Regions from separate parts of the Mus musculus genome. Here region 2 is linked to region 1. Evidence: chromatin contacts called from ENCODE Hi-C data. All regions are on one chromosome and are shown on one strand. The core of a region is the stretch at or near the end of the contact, and the rest is flanking DNA. Distances in the headings are between cores, read along the strand shown. Region 1 holds the start of Rpl37a (ribosomal protein L37a). Region 2 overlaps Tns1 (tensin 1).

Region 1 (7,159 bases), core at 1,686-4,185:
AACAACCAATAGTCCTACCCAGCTATTACACCTTAGAACCACAACAACTAACACAGCACAATAACCCTAAGGGTACAGTACCTTGGCTCTCTAGTTGAACTTAAGATATTCTCAAAATGACAGAGACCATGCCTGGTACTAGAGACCAAAGCAACTATCCAGGACTAATGAAGTCATGGACAACTGCCATTTAACTAAACCAGTATAATCTCTTATTATATACTAAATATTTGTCCGTATACCCAGAGATAAATGTAGAACTCACCCCTCATCAAGGAAACTTCACTTTTCATGAGAAAAAGACCATTATAGAAAAATATAACCACCAATCAAAATAAAGAGTTGTGGAGTCCAGTCCCAATGAATTCATCTACAAAGCACTTCCATACTCAGGGAAGGTTCAGGGGACATTATGGAGGAGGGTCACGAAGTATGCTATGAGACTTTTTCTCCTAGCAATGCCACAAGATTCACCCATAAACTCTCACAAACAGGACTACCAAAATAAACAAATACAACACCAATAGATACAACACCCAACACCCCCCCACACACACACACACAAAACTGAAGGCAACCAAGATATCTGAATAAACAGACAGATAGTCTTCCCCAGAGAAGAGCACACCACAAATGGTTAGCTCTAAAGACATGCATACAAATAAGATAATATATGATCAGTAGGTTACACTTAGGAATATATATATAGAGAGAGATAAATGAATACAATAAGCAATAAATTGTTATAATGCTATTAGTTTGAACAAGAGTAAATTGGAGTATAGGGAAGGGTATGGAGGGAAGAAAGGAAAGGGAAAATGATTTAATTATATTATAATCTTGAAAATATCCAAGAAGTTTTTAAAAAAAAATAAAAAAGCAAGTTAAATCCAGTAACTCCCTTAGGCTGTCTTGAACCCCTTAACTATACTCTGTAGAAACCTTTTTTTGTTTGTTTGTTTTTACAAGTTAAAAAACAAAAATAATACAGTGTAGGGTTTTTCAGTCTTGGCACAGACCAGGTGTGATGTCTGAGTACATGTGTGTATGTATGTGTGTGTGTAGTTGTCTATGCATAAATCATTGTCCTCTTCCTCACTAGAGGATAACGCCACCCTTATCAAATGTCTGCAGATATTGCTGTGTCCTGGGAAGGAGAGGGTAAACAAGATCTCCATGGCTGAGAACCATTTATGAAGTATATAGCAACTGGCATGTTTTTAATAAGCTAGCAAAGAGAGAATATGCTACAATATGCTAGAAACTGGAGTATAACACACATAATGGCATATACTGTTTTATGGGATTCTTGATTTTACTAGATTTGTATGAAGTGGGTCGCTGTGTAAGATGTCTTTCTTACAATGAATTAGAGTCAAAAAGACTAAAAGTCACTAAAAAGAGCAATGTAACCATCCTGGGCCTGTATTTAGCTACTCAAAAAGCTGGCATGGCAAGATAAAGGACTACCTGAATTGTAAAGGGAGTTCAAAGTTGGACAACTTAATGAGACCTTGTATCAGAATAAAAAATAAGAAAAGGCTGGGTATACAGTTCAATTATAGTAACTTGGGTAGTATGTATGAAGCCCTAGGTTCAATCCCAATACAAATAAACACATAAATAAATAAACACAATCTCAAATTATGGTAGACTCATAAATGCTAGCCCCAAATTACATGTTCCAAGAGGAAAACAAAACAAATAGAGGAAAAATTAAATAAATAATGTACAAAAATACTTAAGAATTAAGAGTTTCACAAACTTTCACATTACAAAGAGAATCAGTTCTTTTTTTAAAAAAAAAAAAAAGACAAATCTTTCCGAATATTTATTTATTTTCTATGTATAGATATTTTTCTTGTACACATATCTGTGGACCACGTGAGGTCACAAGGAGTCTCCTAAAAGTAGAGTTACACGCACTTTTGAGCCACCATGTGGGTGGAAAGCAGAGTCAATGAGCCCTCTTTCTAGCCCCAAGACAGACTTCTTTAAAATCAAACACTAACATCATTTCCCACTGGAAATCTTAAAGTTTAAGAAAATCTTAGGAGAGAGAAGTGTTTAAAAATTTCAGAGCCAGGCGTGGTGGCACACGCCTTTAATCCCAGCACTTGGGAGGCAGAGGCAGGCGGATTTCTGAGTTCGAGGCCAGCCTGGTCTACAGAGTGAGTTCCAGGACAGCCAGGGCTACACAGAGAAACCCTGTCTCCAAACCTCCCTCCCCTCCCCCCCAAAAAAAGAAAGAAAGAGAACCACCACTTTAGGGTCTTGGGTTCAAGTAGCCTCTATTCCTTACATTATCCCCAGAACTCTGATCAGCAACATTTCGTAACTCTTTTTTTTTTTTTTTTTAGATTTATTTATTTATTATATGTAAGTACACTGCAGCTGTCTTCAGACACTCCAGAAGAGGGCATCAGATCTCATTATGGATGGTTGTGAGCCACCATGTGGTTGCTGGGATTTGAACTCAGGACCTTCAGAAGAGCAGTCTGCGCTCTTAATCGCTGAGCCATCTCTCCAGCCCATTTCGTAACTCTTAATCGTGACGAATATGACTGTCTCCCAGCCGAACTGTAACTCGGCCTGGGAGCGGATCCTAGGCGTTTACTATGGCCAGCATCTAGCACCCGGCCTGGCGATTTTCCGAAGTATAATATAGTGGGAAGGCAATGCGCCTCAGTCACAAACGTCGCGCTTTAAACACTTAAAGGCAAGCCACCTAAAACCCGTCTCTTCGCGAGCAGAACGCAAGAAATCGCATCTGCTCTGCAGAACTTTGGTTATGTGTAAGCTAAGAAGGATGTGCTTCCAGCTCGTGAACCACTTCTGCGCATCTATGCATTTCTCAGTGGAGACAGCGAATAAACCGCCAGAACACCGAGTTCACTTCCGAGAGAGGAGGTCGCGTCACTTCCGCTCGCCGGTCTAAAACCGCGCATGCGCATTGCGTCCCTTCCTCTTCGGACTTGGGCTTGGGTTCCGGCGACATGGTGAGTGTCTTCGTAACCGCTTTGGAAGTCGCTATCCATCGTCATCTGCCTTAGTCTCCGGCGTCCCGCTCTCAGCCCACCTCGGGTAGTCTGTGCTGTCCCTGTCCTGTCTGCTGTCGGGCTTCTCCCGGCGTCTGGAGCCCCGTACGCGGCCGGAGGCGGCTCGGCGGGGCTTGGCCCAGCGCGGTAGTTAATGCACAATCTGGAGCCTTTTGGCGCTCTGTGGGCGCCTTCCTTGATGGTTGAGCTTGAGGGAAAACAGGATTCAGCCGAGTTTGTGCTCAGCGGCGCGTTGGCGTGCACCGACTGGCTCAATGTCTCTGCTCCGTTCCTTTCCTCTGTCAACAGGCTAAACGCACCAAGAAGGTCGGCATCGTCGGCAAGTACGGGACCCGCTATGGTGCCTCCCTCCGGAAAATGGTGAAGAAAATTGAAATCAGCCAGCACGCCAAGTACACTTGCTCCTTCTGTGGCAAGGCAAGTCGGCCTCGGGTTAGGGAGGAGGGTGCCATTGCTCCCGAGCTAAGGCGGTTTGGGCTCGCTTTTTGCGGAGCATTCGTTGTTTACTTGCAACTAGTGAGGAACTTAAGGGTGAATGGTTTGGAGAGGAAAAAGTCCGATCTTGGGAAATTGATAGCGATGTCAGCGCATCTGTACCAACCCCAAAGAGGTCTGTTTAGCCTGTAAATAATACTCTGCTTGGGTTACTAGAATTTAACTGCTAATGGATAAGCTGGCTTTTCCATAGTTTACTCTCTGGAAGTCTCAGGGATTTTTTTTTTATATATATTTCATAACAAGATCTTAACTACTTACAGACCAAGATGAAGAGACGAGCCGTCGGCATCTGGCACTGTGGTTCCTGCATGAAAACAGTGGCCGGTGGGGCCTGGACCTACAAGTGAGTGTTTTCTCCTGTGGTATAGGAAAGGCTATGGACTGCACAGCCCGTGTTCCAGGTCTGGTGCATATCGGATTTGTTTTAGTTTAAAGCAAATCATGAGTTTGGGTTTAAAAGTTAATAGTTTTTGGTCAGGGCTATACAGTGAAACCCTGTCTCAAAAACAAAGTTATGGTTATAGATAAAAGCTCAGAGCCGGGCGTGGTGGCGCACGCCTTTAATCCCAGCACTCGGGAGGTAGAGGTAGGCGGATTTCTGAGTTCGAGCCCAGCCTGGTCTACAAAGTGAGTTCCAGGACAGCCAGGGCTACACAGAGAAACCCTGTCTCGGGGGAAAAAAAAAAAAAGAAGAAGTTCAGACTTTGATTCTCATATTCCTTTTGAATTGTACAGTCACCATGCTCTTTGGAAAATTACAGTTGATCTAAGTCCATTGGTGTTTGTGCTGGACTTGACTTAACACTACAAGTTATTTCTATAAAATGGTTTGAGGTTAATTGACTCGGGATTGTATAGAACATTGGAGGCTGTTTGGGCATATTTAGTGCTATGACCTTGACAGAGCCAGATGTTGTTGAAATGAAGCCTCCTGTCATTGTTTGCTTTGTTCTTAAGAGCTTTAGCATCTCAAACCAACAGCTGCCCCTCCACCCCTGAGTTTGCTGGCCAGAAGTCTGGTATCCAAGTGGTGTGGTGTTTTTATACTTCCAGCATGGCCCTCTGAGTGTGGCTAGTTGCTGAGGAGGTGAACATGTGGGTTGCAGTTTTTCTTGACGCCTTGGTATTGAAAAAACAGTCTGAGTGTGTTTAAGAGCAGCTTGAGTGCACAAGGAGTAGTGGTAGCAAGTGCTCTGTCCTGATAGGTGACTGACTATTCATACACAGTGTGTGGTCTGGCTGTTTGGTTTGGGGGTGTAGGCTTAAAACTTATCATAGGCCTCCTCTATCCTGTCTACAGAGGAGAGCACCTTAAGATCTCGTGGAGTCTGGGTCTGTCTCTTTTTCAATATTGAAGAAATCAGATGCTCAAGCACCTTAGAATAGTGAGAGTGCCCCAAGTCTTGGCTTTTGAAGGGTGCCACCATGCCAGTGTGACATCAGCACTGGTCTTGTTAGGTAAGGTTCACTGCAGCATGGTTGGTGTTGGCGAAGGATGCTATCATTCTTTCCATGAGAAAATTAAGAAATTTCAGGACTATAGGGGAACAATGGGACAGATACACTCAGGTGTTCTATGTTAACATTCACAGTTATGTTGGAAATGGTTTTTCTTCACAGCACCACCTCTGCAGTCACAGTGAAGTCTGCCATCAGAAGACTGAAGGAACTGAAAGACCAGTAGAAGCCCTGCTGTCTGAGACTTGCCTAGCCTGCAATAAACGGGTTATTTACGTAACTTTTTTTTTTTTGCCTTGTTTGTGGTTAATTAAAACATTTGGTGTGTGTTCTATTTTTTATTTTCGAAAGATGCTTGTTTTGAGACATACTGTGTGACCCTGGCTGGCCTTGAGTGCCTGGTTCTCCTTACAAGTGTAGATACATCTGGCTTAAGATTTTAGTCTTTCAGAAATAAAAATGTTGCTAAGACAATTATGTACATAGCTTGGTTTGCTATATTGTCAGCAAACTGAAACTAGAATATTTATAGAAATGTTAATAAGATTGAATTAAATGTAGTGTGAGTACTTGGTAGGAAATAAATGATAATACATAGGTAAATAACAAAAATGAGGGTCTCCTGACAAATTTAGGGTTTAATATATTTAGGAATAGTTTTATGGCTAGCCTTTTCTGAAACTTTACAGTTAACTGCCAGGTTTGTCAGTTATGCTTTGACCAGCCATGCCAAAGCTACTGGACTCCTTGGGAGCCACCAGACAAGTCCTATGCATTCCAAGTCCAGAACAGTCATTTTCCTTAGAGTAAAAGCTTGACCTTTTGTGGGCCCATCCCCATCTTACACAGCAGTCACTTCTGACTTTCTTATTCTGAGGTTTACTCGGTTCCTGTTACCTGTGCTCCAGTTCTGCCTAGACACATCCTAAGCAGTACTTACTAGACCTATAGCAGTAACCGCTTGAAATTTCAAGTAAGCAGTTAAACTTGTGTGTGAGAAGTGCAGGGGTTTTTTTTTGGGGGCGGGGGGTTACTGTATGCGTGTGTCTGCATCCCTGTATGCATGGTGTCTGAAGATGACACCAGATCCCCTGGAACTGGAATGACAGTTGTTACTATGTGATGGAAGAATTGCCAGTGCTCTTAAGTGCTAAGCCGTTTTTCCAGCCCCCAAGAAATTATGTAATTTCTAAATGATGGAGCTGGGTTTGAATTTTGGTCTTATACCCCAGAACCAAGATTCATAGCTGTTTTTATTTTGTGGTAGTCCAGTGGCTGAAGCCACAAGTAGGAAAGTGGAGGAGAGAAGGCTGGAAATTAGATCCTGCCTTTTGAGTTGCATTAGGTTGGCTTCCACGTGCTCCTTCCTGGGCTGAGCTTGACCTCTGTTACAAGGTTCTCCGAGTCTCTGGTGCTGGGCAAAGGCAGGGATTTAGAAGAGCCTACTTTCAGATCGTGATTGCTTCTTGATTTAGGTTGGGGGGTGCCAGGGAAATTTTTATGTGGCTGTAAATATGTGAGTAGGAAAGAGGCATAAAAATCAAACATTTACTGATAACTGTAATTTTATCATTTATAAAAAACAAGCAAATCGTAATTATTTTCACATAAAGAATTAAATCTTGGACCAGATGAGACAGTTCTAAGTGGAAGCCTGAGAGCTCTCCTACTTGGAAGTTAGAGGATTGACCACTCCTAGAAGTTATGCTGATTTCTGTGTGCATATAAACATGAGTATGTATAAAATTTTGCTTAGATATTTGATGCCACAGGATGCAGAGCAACTTTCAGAGTTTTAACTTTATGATTGGCAATGTTGAGATAGAATGCCTCAAGTGTCTCAAATTCTGTGCTTAGCAATCATTGTTAGAATAAGAAATAGAGCCAGGCAGTGGTGGCGCACACCATTAATCCCAGCCCTTGGGAGGTGGAGGCAGGCAGATTTCTGAGTTCAAGGCCAACCAGAGTGAGTTCCAGGACAGCCAATGCTATACAGAGAAACCCTGTCTCAGGGGAAAAACATACACACACCAAAATAGTTTCTAATAACAGACTAGCACATTTACATAGCTCATAGGAAACAGTTCATGGAGGATTCAATTAGGAAGGAAGGCAGCCAAAAGATACCAGTGAGTTTTAAATGA
Region 2 (7,159 bases), core at 2,033-4,532, 1.2 Mb after region 1:
CAGCACGAGGAAAGAAGGGAGCTGGAAACGGGGGTTCCTGAAGCTCAGTGGCCAGCCAGCTTAGCCAAAATGACAAGATCCAGGTTCAACAAGAGCCTTTGTCACAGGCAACAAAGTGGGATGTGATAGAGGAAGACACATCCCACATCAACCTCAGGCTTTTACACACATACACACATCTGAGCCCAGAGCTCATGTATGCCATTTCCCTCTTCTCCACTCCCTACCCAGGGTTCACCAGGCTAATGTCATCCCACATGCATGTCCACCCAACATGTTACTTCTTTAGTCTAAGGTTTCAGAGAGCTACGTCCCTTCCTTTCAAAATGTCCCATACACAATTTTTATTCCCTTAATGAAAATGGTCATGAAATTAAGCATAGCTTATCTCCCCAGAGCCTGGCCCGCTGCCTGCTGCATAGCCGGCACACAGAACAGCAATTGACTCTGTGATGCCTCAGTGAAGAAAAGAATGCACAAATATATTCAGTCCAGTGGCTTGAACAGAGCAAACACCCTTCACATTCTTCCTTCCCCAGCGGAGGAATTCTGCCACTGATCATTTTTCCTCACAGGCCTCTTTTTTCTGACTTTCCCATCAAAGTATCAGCAGGGACATCAAGCACAGCTTCCAAGGGTCAACCAAGAATGTGGCCTGGGCTGACCCGGGAGGCGGTGCCTGAGTTATGAAATGTGCAATTGGTAGCTCGGCTTTAATCCATGTCCTCACCACCCACTCCCAAGCTGGAAGCCCAGGCCACTGAGCCTGGCTGGAAATAGGGGTGCGCTTAGACGGGGCCCTTGACTAGGAAACAGGAGGCCCAGCAGTACAGTCTGGCCCTGTGGCCTCTTGGCTGTGACCTTGGGTGGGTCTCTCACCCCCACCACATCCCAGACCTTGGTTCCACATCCCTGAGAGGACAGGCGTGGCTGGGTGGATCTCAAGAAACCTTCCCATCAGAATTCCTCTGCTCTGATACAAGGGCAGCTGGAGGGTAGGGAACTCACAAGCTGAGAGGTATTTGTGAAGCATACTTAGGAGGTCTCTCTTCAGCTCTGTCAATCTTCACTCTACTGAATAGTTACGCAGAAGCAGAACAGAACTGCCAGGGTCCGTGTGCCCACGTGGTGACTTTCTCCCTGGAGTCTGACAGCCCACTCCTTTACTGAGTCAGCCACCCACATTCAGGACCTGAGCCTCTCTGTGCTGTCAGGCACTAAGGCTGTGGGAAGCAGTCTAGAGAACGCTCATCCCCTGCCTGCAAGTAGCCTTGACCCCCACTTCCCAGATCTGCAGCTGGGTCTGCAGTATACACAGACGTTTGTAGCTTCTACACAGGCAGGTTAGAAACCAGCAAAAGGAGCTGGAGAGATGGCTCAGCAGTTTACAGTACATGTTGCTCTTGTAGAGGACATGGGTTCAGTTCCCATCACACACACAGCGGCTCACAACCATCTGTAACTCCGATTCCAGAGAATTCTACACCTTCCTCTGACCTCCACAGCCACCAGGCACACAAGTGCATGCACTGTGGCAAAATATTCATACATATAAAATAGATAAATCTAAAACTTAAAAGATAGTTAATAACAACATGGAGAAATCAGTAAAACCTTTCAGGAAGCCACGACCATCCCACCTGGAATCAGTAGGACCACGCCCACGCTGGGGTGGAAATCAAGACATTCAGTGCAGAGGAAAGCGAGCCTAAGAAAACCAAACTAAAGCCGGGCGTGGTGGTGCACACCTTTAATCCCAGCACTCGGGAGGCAGAGGCAGACAGATTTCTGAGTTTGAGGCCAGCCTGGTCTACAGAGAGAGTTCCAGGACAGCCAGAGCTACACAGAGAAACCCTGTCTTGAAAAACCAAAAAAAGAAAAAGAAAAAGAAAACCAAACTAAGCCCCTATTGCACAGTGGTTCTCAACCTGTGGGTTGTGACCCCTTTGGGGGAGATGGGTAAATGACCCTTCCACAGGGGTCGCATATCAGATATTTCCATCACAGTTCCTAACAGTAGCAAAATTACACATATGAAGTAGCAACAAAAATAAATTTTTCATTGGGGTCAGCACAACATGAGGAACTGTATTGAAGGGCTGCATCATTATAAAGTTGAGAACCACTGCCCTATAGGAATGGCTACCTACTGCCAGGGACCAAGGTGGGAACATCTAACATAGCACAGCTGGAGGGAACCTTGGTACTCACCTGTCTAATGCTTCCTGTGGAGGTGAAAACACGCATGCCCGGAGACGCACCGAAGCCACTCGGGCAGTGTCCCTTATCCCATGACCACCATGAGTCTTTACTGAACGTCTGCCCTCCTGAGCTAACCTTCTGCCAGATCACAGCCCCTCTTCTTGTCCTTCAAATCAGGGCTAGACTGGCCCCACAGCTGAGATCAACTGTGAACTCCTTAAAAGTATTTCTCAGGGGGCCAGTGAGATGGATCAGTGGGTAAAGGGTGTGTGGGTAAAAGCTTGCCACCAAACCTGACAACCTGAGTTCCCAAGTTCGATCCCACACACAGACATGGTAGAAAGAAAAAAGTGATTCCCCCAATCTCCACACGTGTATCATGGCATGCATGTACCTATGTGTACATGTGTAGCACACGCAAGCATATTTATACACACACACACACAAATAAATAAATGTTTATAAATAAGGTTATTGGGGCGGGAGAGCAATTGTTTCTCAGGATTGTACATGGATGTCCTGAGGCATTTTTTGTGGCAGTGAGTCCTTAAGCAGCCTGCAGTAACCACAGGTGCCCAGGTTTCAGAAAGATGTATTTCCTGCCACTGTGCCGCCAGGAAATAAGTCATAGCTCTAGGACTGTATGTAACTTTAAACTAGGGATACTACCTCACTAGGGTCTGAACCTGAGAGTCCCTCACAGGCTCATGTTGTGAACACTCAGTGCCTAGCCGGTGGCTCCACTTTGAAAGACTGTGGAACCATTGGGGGGTGGGGGAGCAGAGAGTATCAGAAGATGACCTTTGAAGGGAATGTCCACCCCAGATTGCTGCTTCTTTCTCTGCTTCCCAGGTTTCAGTGATGTGAACGTGAACGGCCTTTATCACACACTCCCTTGCCATCAATAAGCTGACCCATCACTCCATCCCTATCACAGACTGAAATCTCTCTTCAACCACGATCCCAAATAAAACATTGCTCCAAGTACTGTCTGCCAGCTCACTGTCACGGAGATACAAAAGTAGCCGGCTGGTACAGCAAGCCGACACTGGTTCTATTGAAGGCACTGTTGCCAGGCGAACGCCACCAATACCCAGGAAGAGAAAGCCAACCACACACCTTCAGTACACAGGATAGCCTCTAGAAGGACCTGCACAGGCTTAAACGCCTGAGTGGCCAAGTGAGAGGTCCTGTTCCCTCTACCCCTCCCAGTCCCTCTGTGTTCACTGCACACAGCCAGGTAGTGTATGTGCCTCTGGGAAAGGAAGTGGCACAAGGGGTATTTTTGTCAACAAGGTGGCACCCTGCTGGCGCCTGGGTACTAACTGTGCCTGAACTGGTGCCCAATGGCAACAAATTTCCCAGCTAGCATTCAGGCAGTGCCCAGAGTGGCATTTCATTGTCAGAGGGTGGGGACAGGAAGGTTAAATGCCTAGTCACTTGAGAGCAGGTGAGAAAAGAGATCTATCCCAAGCCAGCCTCGTCAAACTCCATGTGAAAAGCCATCCACAGACCTAGAGAGTGGGAGCCACACACAGCTAAGTGCACTTACCTTCTGGAGGCTTAGTCACCTCCTCCCCCTCGTCTTCCTCTGAGGGAGGGAGGAGAAGAGAGACAGGAGGAGGAGAGGCAGGAAGGAAGGGCAGATGATAAAGATGAGAGGAAGAGCCAGGACAAGAAAGAGAGAGAGAGAAGTTATCAGGATTACTTCTAGAGAAAGAATTTGCTGAAGAAAGGGAGGCTGGAAGCTGAGCTACTCTGCACAGAACCTCACTCAGGAGCCTGGTCCCTCCCAGCCTCTGCAGCCAGGCCTTGTGTGGATCAGGCATCAGGTAATAGCATGCTGGCTAGTGAGAGAAGGCCTCTGGCCCTTCGTCTCTGTGATGGCTGGGTGTGTGTCTGCCCATGATCGTATGTGGAGCACGTGGAGGCTGTGCCTAAGCCAGTGCCTGCATTGTTCACAAGTGAATATAACTACCCTCTTACCTGGCTGGATCAGTCTTCTGGCAACTAAAGAAAAAAGCAAAAGTTGACCCCCAAGAGCCCCAGCTCAGCTTCAAAATTAGAGTCACTCTCTAGTTCAACAGACTCCAAATTGCCATCAAAAGTCCCAGAACTCTTGTCTCCCTCCCCACAGAAAAAAACTAGGGGATGAACAGGAGATAGAGGAACGGGTCTGGTAACCATTCACTGTAGACAGTAGCCATCCCCCTCCCCCATGGTCATCTACCTCATAACTAATACAGGTGGTCTTGGGGTGGTTGGGGGGAGGCCTTGGGGCCTAGCTCCTATTTTCAGGGCCAAAAGCTGCTGGCACTGGGCATGTGAACACGGGGTGAACAGAGTCCACTTCGGGGCAGTAAGCACCTTTCTAGGAAGAGGAAGCTGGGGCTGATAGTAAAATAGTTGGGGGTTGGGGGAGGGTAGACAGCACGGGCACTGGAAGTGACTCATTTTTCAGGCAAAGCTTTGTGGGCAAACAAGAAAAAACACCTATGTTCCAGCCTCTGTTGGGCTGCTCAGCATAGGAGCCAGTGGGCAAGGGTGAGAGGCTGCCACCAAACAGCAGGCATGCCTCTCTACACACCTATGTGTACACACACAAGTGCTGGGACACAGGTCTGACCAACTCCAACAAAACTGGAAGCAGGTCTCAAAATCCTAAGGCCCAGAAGATAGCAGTAGGCTGGAAGAACACCCAATGCCTGCAGAGGGCTCCACTCCCCCACCCCCTACCCCTCACCCCTAGGCATCCTCCTCATTCCCAGGAAGGTCCCCAAACCTCTGCTCTGTGAGGAATCTACTGAGAACACCTGCCCAGGCTACTGATTTCTCCTGGCCTCCCTGGCCATTTCCCTCCCTCCCTTCCAGCCACTCACCACCTGTGGGGTGCAGCAAGATGTCTGCTGGGTTGTGGGGTTTCAGGCCCAGAGCAGACAGGGGTGTCTTGGCCAGACCTGGAGGAGAGCGCGCTGCGTGGAAAGAAGAGGGGGAGATGCAGGAAGTGAGATCACATCATGGTAACGGTGTGTGGTGGTGAAGCCTGGGTGACCAAGAATCAGCCCCAAAGCCCCCTTTCTCCCCCTGCTGAACTGCCTCCTCTGACCTTCCCTGCCTACACATTTCAGCTTGAAAGGGAGAGAATTCAGAAGTGACACCCTGTCCTGACCCTTGCCCACTACTAAGAGACCTCTGGCTCCTCTCTACAGCTGCACTGCCTTTATCTCATGAAGACGTATTAAACACAGTGGGCTTCTTCCAGTATCTTTGCCTCTCTCTAAGACTAGTAACTTGCCACTCCCTCTTTCCCCAGCATTCTCTACACACACACACACACACACACACACACACACAGTCTGTGTAAACCACTCACACAAATGGAAGACAAGGGACCCACAGTCTCTACAGGACACATCTTGAAAAGCAGAGCCGAACATCACAGGCAGGGACCTCACCATCCCTGAGCCTCAGCAGCCCTAGGCCATGTGGTCCATTCAAAATTGCAAGAGAGCCCTTGTTAGAGTGAGGCTTGGTACTCTGGGAGGAGACACCAGCACTCCTCTGTCAAGAGCACAGCTTCCTGGGTGAAATGAGGCTCCTTCTGAGTGACCCATCTGGGTTACAAGTGTCACATATCACACGAGGTCAGAAAGGGCTGCCCAGCTTTTTTCCCATCAGCCAAGGACTTTGAGCCAAGCGACAGGGGTAGTATCGTGCCCAGTCACGAGATAGCTCAGTGGCAGCTGCCATGTTTCTGAGAAATAAAGAAATAAGGCCTGGGGCTCACGTCAGGGATCTTGACAGCCAGGAGAAAGCACGGCCCCTAAGGAGATTAGTGAGTAGCCTGCATATGGCCAGGACTCAAACTTGGCTCCATGGTCATTATTTTAAGAAACAGACAGCAACAACAAAGTACCATCCTTCAGTGTGAGTAGCAGGCATAGCTTATCTGTGTGTGTGCAGGTGAGTGTACGTACACACACACACACACACATATGCATGCAAGAACGCACACACCCACTAACACATGCACACACATGTGCCCAAACAGGGCACATCACAAGGACAGATAAGACCTGCTTCTTTGCTCCTTTTCTCTATTGCTAGGCATCCCAACGGACAAATGCATGCAACATATACACGGCTGAGTCAGGTAAGGTCTTCCCTTGCTCTCTCCACATCATCTCCCTTTGCTGTACGGCTAACACCATGGTTTGCTCGTGAGCACGTCTCTGTCACTTAGTAATGTCTGTCACCCACATGCCTGTTCGAATGGCATCAGCATGAAAGAATGAGCTGCAGAGAGCAGAATTTGTGGGAGAAGTCCCCATCCCGGCTCACATCTGCTATCCAGCAGGTGCATCTGAGGGGCAGGGGATCAAGGAGAAAGGGAAGGGGGTTCAGAAATAGTAGCCGGCTTTACTTGGTTTTCTCCTCCCCACCCCCATCTTTGGCTTCCCAGACCCGAGCAATGTGACCCTTATACTGACATAGGGAGTGGGTGACTCTGAACGCAAGCGGCCCTCTCTTTCCTGAGAGAAACATTCCTTGCATTTCTCCGTCTTCCAACCTCTCTCCCCAGCCCGTGGCATTTATGAAACTTCTGACTTAGATCTGTCCCCGGGGCACCCATGACTCGCCACAGGAGACAATTCTGGTACAATTACCATGGCTTCCATTCCCAGCAGGGGTTATCCAGCCCTCAGAGCTGTGGGTGCAGTGGGGAATGGAAGAAGCTGTAAGGGTTTAGACAAGACCTGGAAGAGAGATGGCATCTAGCCGCAAGAAGCCACAAAGCCAGCTCGTAAGCCAGCCAGGTGTCCCGGGTCTGTACAACTGTTCTAGGATCACCCAGCTCCTGAGCATTTGGGGTTAGCTAATCTGAACTGAGCTGTGCTAGGTATAAAAAATACACACAGGAATTCAAAATGTGTGCAAATATAACTTTTAAAATAAC

Evidence for each region. A loop is a pair of places that touch in the nucleus more often than their neighbours do.
Region 2: a map of T-helper 1 cell shows a loop between it and region 1 (6-fold over the local background). The contact joins the enhancer-like site here to the promoter of Rpl37a in region 1. A Hi-C loop is called at or near these places in 2 of 37 maps with a recorded cell type or tissue (T-helper 1 cell and regulatory T cell).

What each region holds. Positions count from the first base shown.
Region 1 is chr1:72,708,325-72,715,483 of GRCm38, forward strand. It overlaps Rpl37a (ribosomal protein L37a), which reads left to right and starts at 2,936. Exons shown (of 4, transcript NM_009084.4): 1 at 2,936-2,999; 2 at 3,348-3,476; 3 at 3,818-3,900; 4 at 5,178-5,489. The coding sequence starts at 2,997. The coding sequence ends at 5,241.
Region 2 is chr1:73,932,144-73,939,302 of GRCm38, forward strand. Tns1 (tensin 1) reads right to left here. Exons shown (of 33, transcript NM_001289895.2): 22 at 5,082-5,174. Among named protein-coding and RNA genes, the nearest start is that of 6030407O03Rik, 71 kb to the left of the region's middle. Within about 2 kb of position 3,283, at least 1 of the 3 ENCODE cell types and tissues checked has a DNase peak (open chromatin) inside an H3K27ac peak, as active enhancers do.